Linked DNA regions of Homo sapiens: region 1 is linked to region 2. Evidence: chromatin contacts called from ENCODE Hi-C or POLR2A ChIA-PET data. All regions are on one chromosome and are shown on one strand. The core of a region is the stretch at or near the end of the contact, and the rest is flanking DNA. Distances in the headings are between cores, read along the strand shown. Region 1 overlaps LOC107987122 (a long non-coding RNA gene). Region 2 overlaps LOC107987122 (a long non-coding RNA gene).

Evidence for each region. Hi-C counts contacts between places; a loop is a spot of excess contacts on that map. ChIA-PET counts read pairs that join two places held with the same protein, here RNA polymerase II (POLR2A).
Region 1: a loop to region 2 is called in a map of prostate gland, with 3 times the contacts of the local background. The contact joins two enhancer-like sites. A Hi-C loop is called at or near these places in 2 of 168 maps with a recorded cell type or tissue (esophagus muscularis mucosa and prostate gland). POLR2A ChIA-PET finds 5 or more read pairs at or near these places in 1 of 52 experiments (OCI-LY7).

Annotation. Positions count from the first base shown.
Region 1 is chr9:119,960,212-119,967,554 of GRCh38, reverse strand. The region is part of intron 1 of LOC107987122 (a long non-coding RNA gene); the gene reads left to right. Among named protein-coding and RNA genes, the nearest start is that of LINC01613, 29 kb to the right of the region's middle. RefSeq lists enhancers at 3,255-3,850, 3,851-4,448. Within about 2 kb of position 4,099, at least 7 of the 41 ENCODE cell types and tissues checked have a DNase peak (open chromatin) inside an H3K27ac peak, as active enhancers do.
Region 2 is chr9:119,866,742-119,873,564 of GRCh38, reverse strand. LOC107987122 (a long non-coding RNA gene) reads left to right here. Exons shown (of 3, transcript XR_001746919.2): 3 at 2,089-5,871. Among named protein-coding and RNA genes, the nearest start is that of LINC01613, 65 kb to the left of the region's middle. Within about 2 kb of position 4,709, at least 2 of the 41 ENCODE cell types and tissues checked have a DNase peak (open chromatin) inside an H3K27ac peak, as active enhancers do.

The DNA.
Region 1 (7,343 bases), core at 2,850-5,349, 95 kb before region 2:
TTAGATTGACAACTAATCTCAACCCTTACCTGCCACTTACCTCCCAATCAAGTGGTGGTCATACCATTGGTCATGTGATAGCACCCAGCTCTTTCCAATTCATCCCTCCACCATCTCTATGATGTGCCCTTTGACTTCAAGGTCCAAGGAGAAACTCTAGCCATCATATCCATGTTTGTCACAGAATTATGGAGGAAGGCAGGGAGGAAAGGGCAGACGATACCCAACAAACAACTGTATCTTCAGAGAGGTTTGTGAAAGTTTCCACTCAACACCTGTGTTTGCGTCCATTCACTAGAATTAAGTCACATGGCCACACCTAGCTGCAAGGGAAGCTGAAGAATGTACCCTCTATTCTGGGCAGCTAGATTCTGTTGTTATGAAACAAGGGGAGCATGGATATTAGGGGGCCCTCTAGCAGCCTCTGCCGTAAGCTGTAATTTTCCAAGGATTAAGAAGGTGAAGAGGGGCATGCTGGCATCTTTGATGTATCATGACTCATCCTAAAGAAGTTTAGTAGTAACAGGAATGCAGTGAATCTGGAGGAAGGCAAAGGCCTTTACCTTAAGGCTGGGTGACTTTGATTGGACAGCTATTTGCATATCTACCTTTCTTCCATCCTCTCCATCTTAGCTAATTGATCTGGGATACAGCACTTGCATTAAAAAACTGAGTTTACCGATCTCGGAGCTAGTTACAGCCTGTAAATTGGGTCACTTTACACTCTGGCTTGTCTGGGACCATCCTGGTTTATGCCTGTTGTCCTGTGTAATGATCCAGAATGCCTCTCCCCTTCTCAGAAGTGTCCCAGTTTGAATGAAAAATTATATAGTCACTTGCCTATAAACAGTGTAGCATACTGGAAGAGAAGGGAAATAGTGATTTATATTTGACTCCCAGGAATATGAAATCTAGAATTCAGGCTTTTTTTAAGGTTTGGGCCAGTGGAAAGGTAGAGGACATGGAATCAAGATATAAGATATTGGGAATATCAGTCCTCACAGGATGAAGAGCCTCATGAGTAATAGCATCCACTGACTTTCAGAAATATATATAAGGTTCTATCCACCTGTCTCAAAAACTCTTCTTCAGCATAGCTTTTTATGACCATCCAACTGAAAGTGGCCTCCCCCACCTCCATTCCTTCTTGTTCTCTTACCTGGTTTTGCTTAATATGTAGCACTTTTCAATATTTGAACTTGTTTCTTCATCAGATTACATGTTTATTTTATGTTTCTTCCCATAGCTTCTGCCACTAAGAATCTAAACTTCCTATGATCACAGGACTTGTTATCACCTTCACTTTTGTGTCCTACTGTGTAGGACATATTATATTAATATATGATTAACCTATGGGTGGATGATTGGGTGAATGTGGGTGGTTAAGATAGTTTTTTGGAAGGTGGAAAGGTGAAAAAATCAGGAAGAGATTGGAAAGGTGGAAGGTGGCAGGTGGAAAAATCGGGAAGAGATTTAGAAGTCACTCAAAATTGGGAAGAGATTTAGAAGTCGCTAAAATTAATACTTATACAATGTTTACATAAACTTTTTCTGCATTGGACTGGGATGAGCCTTGGTGTGATCTCTAAGACACGGGATAGACCACATTGGCAACAAAATCCACAAAGGCTTTGCCAGTCAGAAGGGCCAGAGCATCATGGGGAGGTGGATTCTGGTGGTTGTAACACATGCCACTCATTTTCTGTTCTGCCAATGCTATTGCATTAGTTTCCTGGGGCTGCTATAAATAAAGTACAAACTGGGTGGCTCAAAACAACAGAAATTAATTCTTATAGTTCTGAAGGTTAGAAGTCCAAAATCAAGGTGCCTGTGGGGCCATTCTCCTCCTGAGGGCTCTAGGGGACAATCTTTCCTTGCCTCTTTCTAGCTTTGGTGGTTGCTGGCAATACTTGCTCTTCCTTGGTTGAAAACACATCACTGTAATCTCTGCCTCCATCATCATATGGCATTCTTTCTGCACATATCTCTGTGACCAAATTTTCCTCTTTTTATAAGGACACCAGTCACTGGAGTAGGGTCTACCCTACTGCAGTATAACCTCATCTTATATTGATTGCATTTGCAAAAATCCTATTTCCAAATAAGATCACATTCACAAATATCAGGGGTTAGGACTTCAACATATCTTTTTTGGGAATGCAGTTCAAGCCACAACAGCTATGGCACTGATGGGATTAAAGAGGTGTGAATCTTCCTTCTTTTTCTTGCTCATCCGCCATCCTAGTAAAGGGATCCTAAGCATTTTCAAAATCAGGCTCAATCCATTTGGCCCTGAGCAAGTGCACAGACTTTTCATTTTCTCACAGGCCCCCTCTCTGGGTTATCAATAAAAAGTAATCCTATGCTGCAAACTCTTTGCCCATAAGAGAAACCAGGAAAAGCAATTCCAAAGAGATGTCCAATAACAAAGTATCCTCATAGCATTAAAGTCATCAGTCTGGTAGCTGAGATCTCTCTAAGTTTCCAGGTCTTTTACCTGAGGTGGTGTGGAGACAGGGGGATGATTGACCTCTAAGAATCTCAGCCTTGCCTGGTGCAGTGGCTCATGCCTGTAATCCCAGCACTTTGGGAGGCTGAGGCGGGCAGATCATGAGGTCAGGAGTTCAAGACCAGCCTGGCCAACATGGTGAAACCCTGTCTCTACTAAAAATTAAAAAAAAATTAGCTGGGTATGGTGGTGCATGCCTGTAATCCCAGCAACTTGGGAGGCAGAGGCAGGAGAATTGCTTGAACTGGGGCGGTGGAGGTTGCAGTGAGCTGAGATTGTACTACTGCACTCTAGCCTGGGCGACAGAGTGAGACTTTGTCTTGGGGAAAAAAAAAAAAAAAAAAAAAAGAAAAGAAAAAAGAATCTCAGCCTTTGCGCTGCAAATTAAGTGTTGTTCATACCATTATGCATGTTATGGTCCAGAAAGAGTCTTCTTTCAGGGGAGAGAGGCAAAGACGTTGAAGAATATGGTGAGATGTCAGGTGACCCAGTTCTTCTACTGACAGAGGGGGACTGTCTCTCTGAGCCTGGATTTTCTAATCTCTAAAGTGTGCAAATGAACTTCTGTTATTTTACTCCCAAGTTTGCTCTGAAGATTGATTATGAGAATAGATATAGATAAGCTTTAATAACTTCAAAATTCTTCTCTGTATGTCAGTTGTAAATGTTAAGACAGCAGGAAAATGGCCAATGGCTTTTAAATTCTTTTTGAAGTATATTCTTGCACAATTTGTTTTTTTAGGATCTGAGGCTCAGAGAGGTTAAGTCATTATACAGAGGTAGCACAGCACTTAGTTGGCACAGGAGAATCACGCTGCCTCCTGTTTCTTCTTGGGTTTTTGGTCTTGGCTGTTTGTCCCCTCCAAGTATGACAATTGAGCTGGCATTGTGCTCTCCCCTTTAGCCCTTGTCTCCCCCACCTGCCTTCTCCCATACTCCCCTGGGAAAGTGCTGAGGACTAGCAGGAGGCTTTGCTTTCCAGGCAGCAAGGCTTTCATGAGTTAATGGGAAATCTGTTTGTGGTTTTCTTCGTCACAGCATGAGGGAGGAAGTGGCACGTCTGGAATGTGAAGCAGCCTGAGGCTGTGAGCAGGGATCCAAATGCTGCCCAGCCCGAGGGGAGGCAGCCAGGGTCTGAAGCTGCAGCCAGCAGCCCGGACCAAGGTGAATGTTCTTGGGGTCACACACCCAAGGAAGAAGATCTCAAGTCACTGACTGTGTGTGTGTTCACTGCCTTGTCTGGTTTCATCCTGACTCCTGTGATGCTTGTCTGCTTCTCCATGTGCCCACAGGTTTTAGAGTTTTCAAAACATTTTCACACTCTGTATTTCATGTAATCCTCACAATAAGCCCACAAAGAAGTTGGATTAATTCTCCCCATTTTGTAGATGGAGAAACTGAGACCCCACATGAAAAGAGACTTGCTTAGGTCACATAGGAGAGCTGGGAGCATCCAGAGCTTTCTTTGCCACACCACACCACAGATTATGCTACAGCTCCCATGGCTTTTCCGTGGGTGTCCTGCAAGCCAATCAAGAACAGGCTTCCTTGTCCTCTCACATCACCCAGCCTCGTGGCCCAGGAGCCCTGCTCTCTGGTTGGTCGCTTCACCTCTCTATCAAGATCAGTGTCCTGAGTTTCCCAGTCTGCGTTAGCCACCTCTCCCCTTCTCTCAACCAGGCACCAGCAATCTTAATTAGTTACAGATACAGAATTCTTCTCAACTTGTGTTATTCCTGCTTTTGAAACTAGAGATTAAATTGCTTGAGAACAAATTCTTATCTAATCATGTGATGAGGCATTTTCCCAATGCGCCTAGTTTAGGTCTGAGAACATGGTAGATGATCAGTAAAGATCTGGAGATGGGCAATAATAGTAATGGCTTTTTATTAAATACTTATAACAGCATGGGAGGGAGATGCTAAGATGCAAGAAAGAATCCAGCGGAGGGTGCAATGGTTAAAGGAAAGCAAAGAACTGCCTTCTTGTTGTAAATAACCTCACAAAGGTCTAAGAAAGAGCATTCAGGAAAAGCCAGGTGCCTCACTTAGGCTGTCATATTTAATCCTTAGAAGCATGTAATGAAAATGCTATTGTTCCCATTTTAGAGGGGGAAAAACTGAGTTTCAAAGAGGCTAAGCAACTTGCCCAAGGCCTTATGGGTTGAGCAGGCAGGATCAGAAGTTAGACTCAGTTCTGTTGGATTTCAAAGCATTTCCCAGAAAAATTTCCTAGGTATCAGTTTAGGAACAATGCCTTGCACATAGTAGGTGCTTAATCAATGCCTATTAACCAATGTTGACCTTTATAGTCATTCTTAGAGAGACTTGACAGCTGGTGGAACCAGGTTTATTCGTGTTTATACTCCCAGCTCCTGACACATACTGAGCCCTCCATAAACTCAAGCTGTAGCTGAGGAAGCCTAGACTCCAGGAAAAAGCTACAGATGGTGTGGCCCAGGCTTGGACCCAATGCCCACCCTCTTTGTCCTGCAGGGTGCTGCCACAGATTTATAGAAAGAGATGGAGCTGAGAAGATGGTACCTGTGGACACAGGGGGTTGGGAGGCAGGACTGTATTTCATCTCAGCATTTATATTTCCCCAGAGTGGATCCCACTGCATTTCAGGACCAGTGCAAAGTACTTAATTGAAATCCGTAATTCCAGCCCTCATTAATAACCAATCTCGGCAAGCAGAGAGCTCCACGACCATTAATGATGAGCACGATGCAGACGCAGGTCTTTAGAGGGGAACAGCAAGTCCCCAGTTCATTTTACAGTTGATTAGAGTGAGTTAAACTTTGCCCTGCTTGTAAGTTGTATATTAAAATTAAGAAGTTGGCAATATGTGAAGTTATCAAAATACCACAGGTGCATTGGCGGGCCTCCAGCCGGCATCGCTCATCCTAAACAGCGTGGTGACCCCTCAGAAATGGGTCTGGGACACCATGGCACAAGATGGATAATTCAATTGAACCTAATCAGTCCCAGGGAAACGAGAGACCTTCATCAACTGTCTGCAGATGCACAAGGATCCTAGTCCGCAGGCGCGCTGGCCACAGCGGCCCCTGCTGGCAGAATCCTCCCCTTCCGTGGGTGTGATGGGAAGGATCTCTGGACTCAAATCTTGGGATCCTGGATTCTCTATTACCGACGTGCAGTGTGGCCTAGGGCAAGGTTTCCTCTTTCTCCGGTCCTCTGTTTTGCCATCTGTACAATGAGATAACTAGGCTCCATGATGTCAGACTGTCTGTAATCGGACATATTGCTCCCCAATCCATTTTTGTGGGAGTGCTGTTCCTGAGACCTTGCGGGAGATCATTGACAGCAAGTGGACAGTTCTTTGCTTTCCCTCAATCATCGCCCACCCTGTGGACTCTTTTCTTCTTTCCCATCCCCCTTCCCAGCTGTCATATTCTAGAATCTCTTCACACCCGACGATTTGCATTTCAAAAATATGTTCACATCTTGGACACTTTGTTCTTGCTCATTTAACCATCTTTGGATACCTCTTTCATTCTTTAGACATCAACTCTACCTGGGAGGCTTCTATTCACCCTTCAATACCCTTCATAAATATGCTGTCTGGTTACTTTAATGCTCCTGGGACAGTGAAAAGAGTGTGCAGTGTGGAGTCCAGGTTTGAGTTCTGCTCCTAACACTTATCTGTGACTTTGAGCCAGTCATCAAGCCTTATAGAACCTCAAATTCATTAATACGTGTTCACTGATTTAATTAATTTTAAATCGGCACATAAAAATTGTATGTGTTTATCACATACATGTATCACGTACATGATGTTTTAAAATATGTATACATTGTGGAATAGTTAAATTGAACTAATTATCACATACATTAGCTCATATACTTAACATTCTTTGTGATGAGACCACTTAAAATCTATTCTGAGCGATTTTCAAGACTACAATATATTGTTATTAACAATAGTTGCTATGGTATACAATAGATCTCAAACATATTTCTCTTGTCTAACTGAAATTTTGTATCATTTGACCAACATCTTCCCAATCAATCTCCTTACCCTCCAGCCATTTTCACCTATTAGAGAACTCGATACACATTAGAAGATCAAAAATTATCTCCTTTCTTGGCATCTAAGACAGAGTTAACTTCTTCTTCTATACCTAGGGTTGGCAAAACTTTCCTGTAAGGAGCCAGGTGATAAACACTTAGGCATCATGGGCTATAAGGTCTTGTTACAACAACACAAGTCTACATTTGTAGTGTGAAAGCTGCCATAGACAATATATAAATGAATGGGTGTGGCTGTGTTCCAGTAAAACTTTATTTATAAAAAGAGATAGTGGGCTGTATTTGGCCAGTGGGCTGTAATTTGCCAGCCTCTGCTCTATGACATCTTGGGCAAAGACTCAGCACACTGAATAGCACCTGATAGCTTATGTGTCAGTCTCTCCTGCTAGACTGTGCCTTCCTTAATGAGGGATTGCTTTATTGTTCTTTGCTTCTCTCGGACCAGACCCATGCATTATACCATTTAATTCTCTCAGCAATACTGTAAGTTAGAAACAAGTATATCCCTACTTTCTAGATGAGAATACAGAGGCAGAGAGAGTTAAATAATTTCGTTGGTAAATGGTGAAAGCAGGCTAGCCCCACAGTTCAAATCTCAACCATGACTCCACAGTAACTGGGACATGAAGATCTGACTGTCATTGGCTAACTGAGCATTGACGCCAGTAATGGCATAATTCTCCTGCCCTGCGTTTATGGGCCTGGTTTTCAGGACCTAGAAACAGGATTTACCATTGTCCCAAAGCAGCATTTATTGTGCATCTGTCCCTGTTAAATTCCAC
Region 2 (6,823 bases), core at 3,460-5,959:
ATACAGGCGATATTACCGGAGGTCTGGTTTACCTCATTAAGCCCAAGCGATGAAGCCATGCATCTGATTAAACCCACAATTTGCAGGGTGGACTTTAACTATATGTGGGTACCAGTGAGTCTCACCTAAAACTTGCTGGATGTGGGAGAGAGCTAGAAAGCCTAGGAGAAGCTCCTCAAAGGATGTGGCAGCCCATTTGGATGTGTTGGATTTTCTGCAGGAAGAACAAGTGTTGATTTATATTGTCTATTTTTAAGCACCCCATGATTTCTAGTTTGGCTGAGGCATGAATTTGATGCTATCATGAAAGAGTAGGTCTTACCCTTGCTTCAAATGATTCTGGTAGAACACCCAGCATTTCCACCTCCATGCCTCAATATACTGACCATCTGATATCTTTCTGAACTTCTGGTTTACACACCCAACAACCATTTGATATTTCATGAGATGTCTAATAGACACCTTATCCTTAATATACCTAAAATAGAATTCTTAATTTCTGCTCTCCCTGAGCCCCAAATCCATTCATGCTTATATTACTCCCATCTCGGTAAATGCCATAACCTTGTCTACCCAGATGCTCAAGTGAAATGCCAGGAGCTCATACTGATGTCCTTCTTTCCTTTATCTCTCACATCGAATCCACAAAGTCTCCTGTGAACCCTAGGTCCCAAATATATCCTGGATCCATCCAGTTCTTCCCACCTGCACTGCTATACCCCTAGTCTAGGCCAACGTCACCCCTGCTATATAGTGACTTGGTCTCCTTGTTTCATTTCCTTTCACATGTATGTATCCCTTCTCCTAATGCCATCAAGGTAGTTTACGAAAAAGGAAAAAAAAAATCCATAAAGACCATGTTACTCTCCTGCTTAAAAGCCATACAGATGTTGTTTTGGAATTAAAAGCAAACTTCTTACTGTATCAGTAAGACACTCCATGATTATACTTTTGCCTACTTATTCAACAAGTATTATTCAAGGTCTAATATAATATGTGCCAGACACTGTTCTGGAATAAACAGTTCTTGTTTGTATGAAAATAAAATAATAAAATAGACACAATCACCCTCATGAGCACTGCTTTTTCCTATCATCTTGATAGTACTTAATATTTCATGTTTGTTTTTATCCAGCTGGCTTGTCTAAACGGCCTGGGTCCATGTCTGTCCCCCATACTCCAGCCCCAGCCCCTGTACCTAGAAGCTTCTCAGGAAATGTGGGCTCTTCTGTTATGATTTGACACTTGAGTAGGAATTGAAAAACAAACTTGATTAAAAAAACACACTTTTATTGGATTCTAAAGGAATTAATAAAATCCTTCCTTTGGGGATTAATAAAACAGGATTTTTTAATATTAGCTTTATTTTTTTCTACTTCATAAAAGCATTTTAATCAACATTCTGAGCTTTAAAGGATGGATTCAAGCTCTGTTCTCTATTTGGGGTGTGGGCAGGGGTTTAATTTATAGATAAGTTCCATTTTTGATATTTGCTCCTCTCTCTGAAAAGTGTTACCATTATTGTTTCCCTAATAAAAATCTCTGGAGTTCAAGCAAAAAGAGAAGTAAACTTTTGTGAGCATCTCATAATTAAGAAGTTAATTTTTGATAATTATAGGCCATGAGAATATTGCTTTAGTTTATAGAGATTCAGTACATTGTTTAAAGTCCTAGATGACTTAGTTATAGTAATACTGACTGTGTGGGCTCTGGGGTCAGGAGGCCTGGGTTCAAATTCCGGATCTTCCATTTATTACCTGTCTGTGACCTTGAAGACATTTACTTAACCTTGTACCTCACTTTCCCTATTTATAACATGGGGATAACAGTTGTTTCTGCTTCCTGGTGTTGTTTTAAAAATTAAATGAGTGAATCCACTTAGAACAGTGCCTGGCATATATATGCTCCATAAATGTAAGCTGCTATTATCTGAGTCTAAATCTAAACTCGTCTTACCCCAAACTACCTTTCCTGCCATTAACAAGTACCACCAGCAGCATTAGTAGCATTCATTAAATACTCTCTACAACCCAACCTCTAATCCCTTCAAGACACTTGTAATGCACACATTATTACTTCAATTTACAGATGAGTAAAACTGAGGCTCCGTAAGGTACTCATCCGAAATCAGGCAGAAGGTAAGTGACAGATCTAAAAGTCATACCCATGTTTGCCTGTCCCCAAAGCCCACATTTTTACAAGTTGTTACATGTTCTCTTAACTTCAAAATGCAACATATTCTAGACATAGAATGTGTTATAGACAGAATTATCTTCCCCTCAAATTCACTCCTCAAGGTGATTGTATTTGGAGATAGGGCAGTTAAAGATGCAATACAGTTGAAATGAGGCTGCTAGAGTGGGCCATAATCCTATCTGACTGATGTTCTTATAAGAAGAGGAAGAGGTACCTGAGGTGCTCGGGCAAAAGACAAAAGGCCATGTGAAGACACAGGGAAAAGGTGGACATCTACCCGCCAGGGAGAAAGGTCTCAGAAGAAACCAAGGCTGCTGACACTTCCAGCCTCAGAACTTCCAGCCTCAGAACTATGAGAAAATATTTTCAGTTTAAACCACCCAGTCTATGGTATTTTGTCATGGTAGTACTTGCCAACTAACACAGAAGGGAGCATTGTTAGTAGGAAAAACACACAAAAAAGATGTCAGGTGACTTGTGTCTTATTTACTGGGCTGTTTCCAGTGCTCATCTCCATGTTGGTGAGAGGTGACAGCGTGCTGGCAGTCCTCAGAGCCCTCACTTGCTCTTGGCACCTCCTCTGCCTGGGCTCCCAATTTGGCAGCATTTGAGGAGCCCTTCAGCCCACCACTGCACTGTGGGAGCCCCTTTCTGGGCTGGCCAAGGCTGGAGCCCACTCCCTCAGCTTGCAGGGAGGTGTGGAGGGAGAGGCACGAGCGGGAACCGGGGCTGCGTGCGGCGCTTGCGGGCCAGCTGGAGTTCCGGGTGGGCGTGGGCTTGGTGGGCCCGGCACTCGGAGCAGCCAGCCAGCCCTGCTGGCCCCGGACAATGGGGGACTTAGCACCTGGGCCAGTGGCTGCGGAGGGTGTACTGAGTCCCTCAGCAGTGCTGGCCCACCGGTGCTGCGCTCGATTTCTCGCTGGGCCTTAGCTGCCTTCCCACGGGGCAGGGCTCGGGACCTGCAGCCCGCCATGCCTGAGCCTCCCACCCACTCCATGGGCTCCGGTGCGGCCCGAGCCTCCCAGACGAGCACCACCCCCTGTTCCATGGCGCCCAGTCCCATCGACCACCCAAGGGCTGAGGAATGGGAGCTCACGGCGCAGGACTGGCAGGCAGCTCCAACTGCAGCCCCGGTGCGGGATCCACTAGGTGAAGCCAGCTGGGCTCCTGAGTCTGGTGGGGACGTGGAGAGTCTTTATATCTAGCTCAGGGAGTGTAAATACACCAATCAGCACCCTGTGTTTAGCCCAAGGTTTGTGAGTGCACCAATCGACACTCTGTATCTAGCTGCTCTGGTGAGGATGTGGAGAACCTTTATATCTAGCTCAGGGATTGTAAATACACCAATCAGCACCCTGTGTTTAGCTCAAGGTTTGTGAATGCACCAATCGACACTCTGTATCTAGCTGCTCTGGTGGGGCCTTGGAGAACCTGTGTGTCGAAACTCTGTAACTAATCTGATGGGGACGTGGAGAACCTTTGTATCTAGCTCAGGGATTGTAAACGCACCAATCAGCGACCTGACAAAACAGGCCACTGGGCTCTACCAATCAGCAGGATGTGGGTGGGGCCAGATAAGAGAATAAAAGCAGGCTGCCCTAGCCAACATTGGCAACCCACTCGGGTCCCCTTCCACACTGTGGAAGCTTTGTTCTTTTGCTGTTTGCAATAAATCCTGCTACTGCTCACTCTTTGGGTCCACGCTGCTTTTATGAGCTGTAACACTCACAGCGAAGATCTGCAGCTTCATTCCTGAGCCCAGCGAGACCACGAGCCCACCGGGAGGAACGAACAACTCCAGACGCGTTGCCTTAAGAGCTGTAACACTCACCGCGAAGGTCTGCAGCTTCACTCCTGAGCCAGTGAGACCAGGAACCCACCAGAAGGAAGAAACTCCGAACACATCTGAACATCAGAAGGAACAAACTCCAGACGCGCCACCTTAAGAGCTGTAACACTCACCGCGAGGGTCCGCGGCTTCACTCTTGAAGTCAGTGAGACTAAGAACCCACCAATTCCGGACACACTGGGTTCATAGGGGGAGCTTAGGAAATGGAGGGACCAGTGTTTAGAAAGCGCCTTCTCAGTCAAGATTGAGGATGGTGTCCTCTTCCCAGCCCTGATGTGGCCACCATGGTGGCACTGCATGGCAGTGGCCTGTTTTCCCCACCAGACTGGGTGCTCCATGAAGACTAAAGCCAAGTGTGTCTTTTTGTTCAGCTCAGGCATAGTCCATGACAGCGTTCTGATAATTACATATTGGCTGCATGTTTGCATAGCCATGAGGTCTGTGGGGTGCCTTTCAGCTCTACAAGCCTCTTCTCTAAGGAGTTGCCCTTGGCTGGTCAAGAAGCTCAGGTGTGGGAAGTGGGTTTTACGTGGCAGTCCTGCTGGGCCCCTGCCAGAGTGCTTGGAGCCGCTAAGTCTGGGCCATGCAGTCTGTTTACATGAGCATTAGGGAACATTGCTGAGATGTACTGTAAACATGGGGCAGGCTGTCAGCATTGTGCTGGTTTCTGCATTATCTCGGTGCCATCTCAGAACAGAGGCAGGCCAGAAAGCCCCTGCCAAGTGGAACTGGAGCCTGAGAGATAGGCACGAGCCTCCTAAGTCTGGCTTCCCTGCAGGGACGAGCCTTCCTGAGGGTGGGTTGGATGTGGGTTCATACAGCAGGGATGCTGAGCCAAGCTCCCACTCCACTTAGGGGCTTGGACCAGGGTAAGAGATGGAACTAACTTGTTAAAGGAAAAAAAAAAATAGAGAAAAAATGTGAAAGTTTTTCGCTTGAAAATATAGATCAGGGTAGGTTCAAAGTCATTGTGCTAATTTCACCCTTATTATATTTCATTTACTTTCTTCAATAAGAAAGCTCTTCCTGGATTTTAGCTGAATCCAGAATTGTGCCTTATCATGAGTGTGCCACAACAGAGGCAGAAAGACTGAGAGCCATTGAACTAACTGAGCAGGCCATGCAGAATCATTTAAGGGCTCTTGGAAGGCTTCTTTCTCCCAGATAATTCCTTCCCGGAGGCCTAAAAGTCTTCTCTTTGAGTTGTTTTTCTCTAAGAACTTAACCGTGGTCATAGCCTCCTGATGGGTGGTCCCAGTGGTGAGCCTGATGACCTGGCTCTGCTGCCCAGTGCTGCGGCTTTGTAGGCGTGTCTCCTTGGGCTGGTCCCCGGATGGGGATCCTGCTTTGTCCTCAGTTTCCTCACTGGTGAAATGAAGAGTTTGGTCTAGAATCATGACTTTCTCTGCCTCTATGAATTGAGAGCAAAGATACCTCCATCTGGATGTTATAGCTCCTCATGCCAAATATCAAGTGTTTGGCAAAATCAAGGCATTCTTGCAGAGGTGACTGAGGTGGGAACTATGGCAGTTCATCTGCGTGGTGCATATGGTAAGGCAAGTGTGTGGGGTGGGTAAGAGGAGTGGGCATGAGGCCCCCAGGCCAGGCATCATATTGTGTGTGACCAGCACCTGGACCAGCTCTGGGGACATGGGTTCTGGTCCTGATTCCAATATTTGAAACCAAGATGGGTCATAAGATTGATTTGTAGCCAATAGAATGTAGGCTGCAATGATGTACACTGCTTCTATGCCCTTACAACCTTGTATGAACCTCCATGTTCTCCTCACCTTTTCTTTTGTCTTCCCTTATCCACCTTTCCTTTCCCTTCCCTTCCCTCCTTTCTCTTCCCCTCCCCTCCTTTCCCATTGTACTTTCCTCTTTTCCTGTACTCTCCTCCTCTCCCCCCACACTCCTCCTGCACACTTTTTTTTTTTAAAACTTTTATTTTGGATTCGGGGGTACATATGCAGGTTTGCCACAGGGTATATTGTGTGATACTAAAGTCTGCGGTATGATTGAACTCCACATCCAGGTAGTGACCATAGTACCCATTAGGTAGTCCCTCAATCCCTTGCTCCCTCTCTACCTCCTCTTGTAGTTCCCAGTGTCTATTGTTCCCATCTTTATGTCCATGTGTACTCAACGTGTAGCTTCCATTTATAAGTGAGAACATGTGGTATTTAGTTTTCTGTTTCTGCATTAATTCACTTAGGATAATGGCCTCCAGCTGCAACCATGTTGCTGCAAAGGAAGTGACTTCCTTCTTTTTTATGGCTACATAGTATTCCATGGCATATATGTGCCACATTTTCTTTATGCAGTCCACCATTGTTGGGCACCTGTGTTGATTCCATATCTTTGCTGTTGTAAATAGTGCTATGATGAACGTAAGGTGCATGTGTCTTTTTGGTAGAATGTATGAATGCATGGGTCTTTTTGGATATATACCCAGTAAAGACATTGCTGGGTAGAATGGTATTTCTGTTTTAAATTATTTGAGAAATCTTTGAACTGCTTTCCACAGTTGCTGAACTTGCTGAACTAATTTACATTCCTATCAACAGTGTATAAGCATTCCTTTTTCTCCACAGTCTTGCCAATATCTGTTATTTTTTTACTTTTAATAAGAGTAGCCAGCCATTCTGTGAGAGAGTGAGACTCTGTCAAAAAAAAAAAAAGAAGAAGAAGAATAGCCATTTTGACTGGTTGAGATAGTATCTAATCGTGGTTTTGATTTGAATTTCTCTGATGATTAGTGATGATGAACATGTTTTC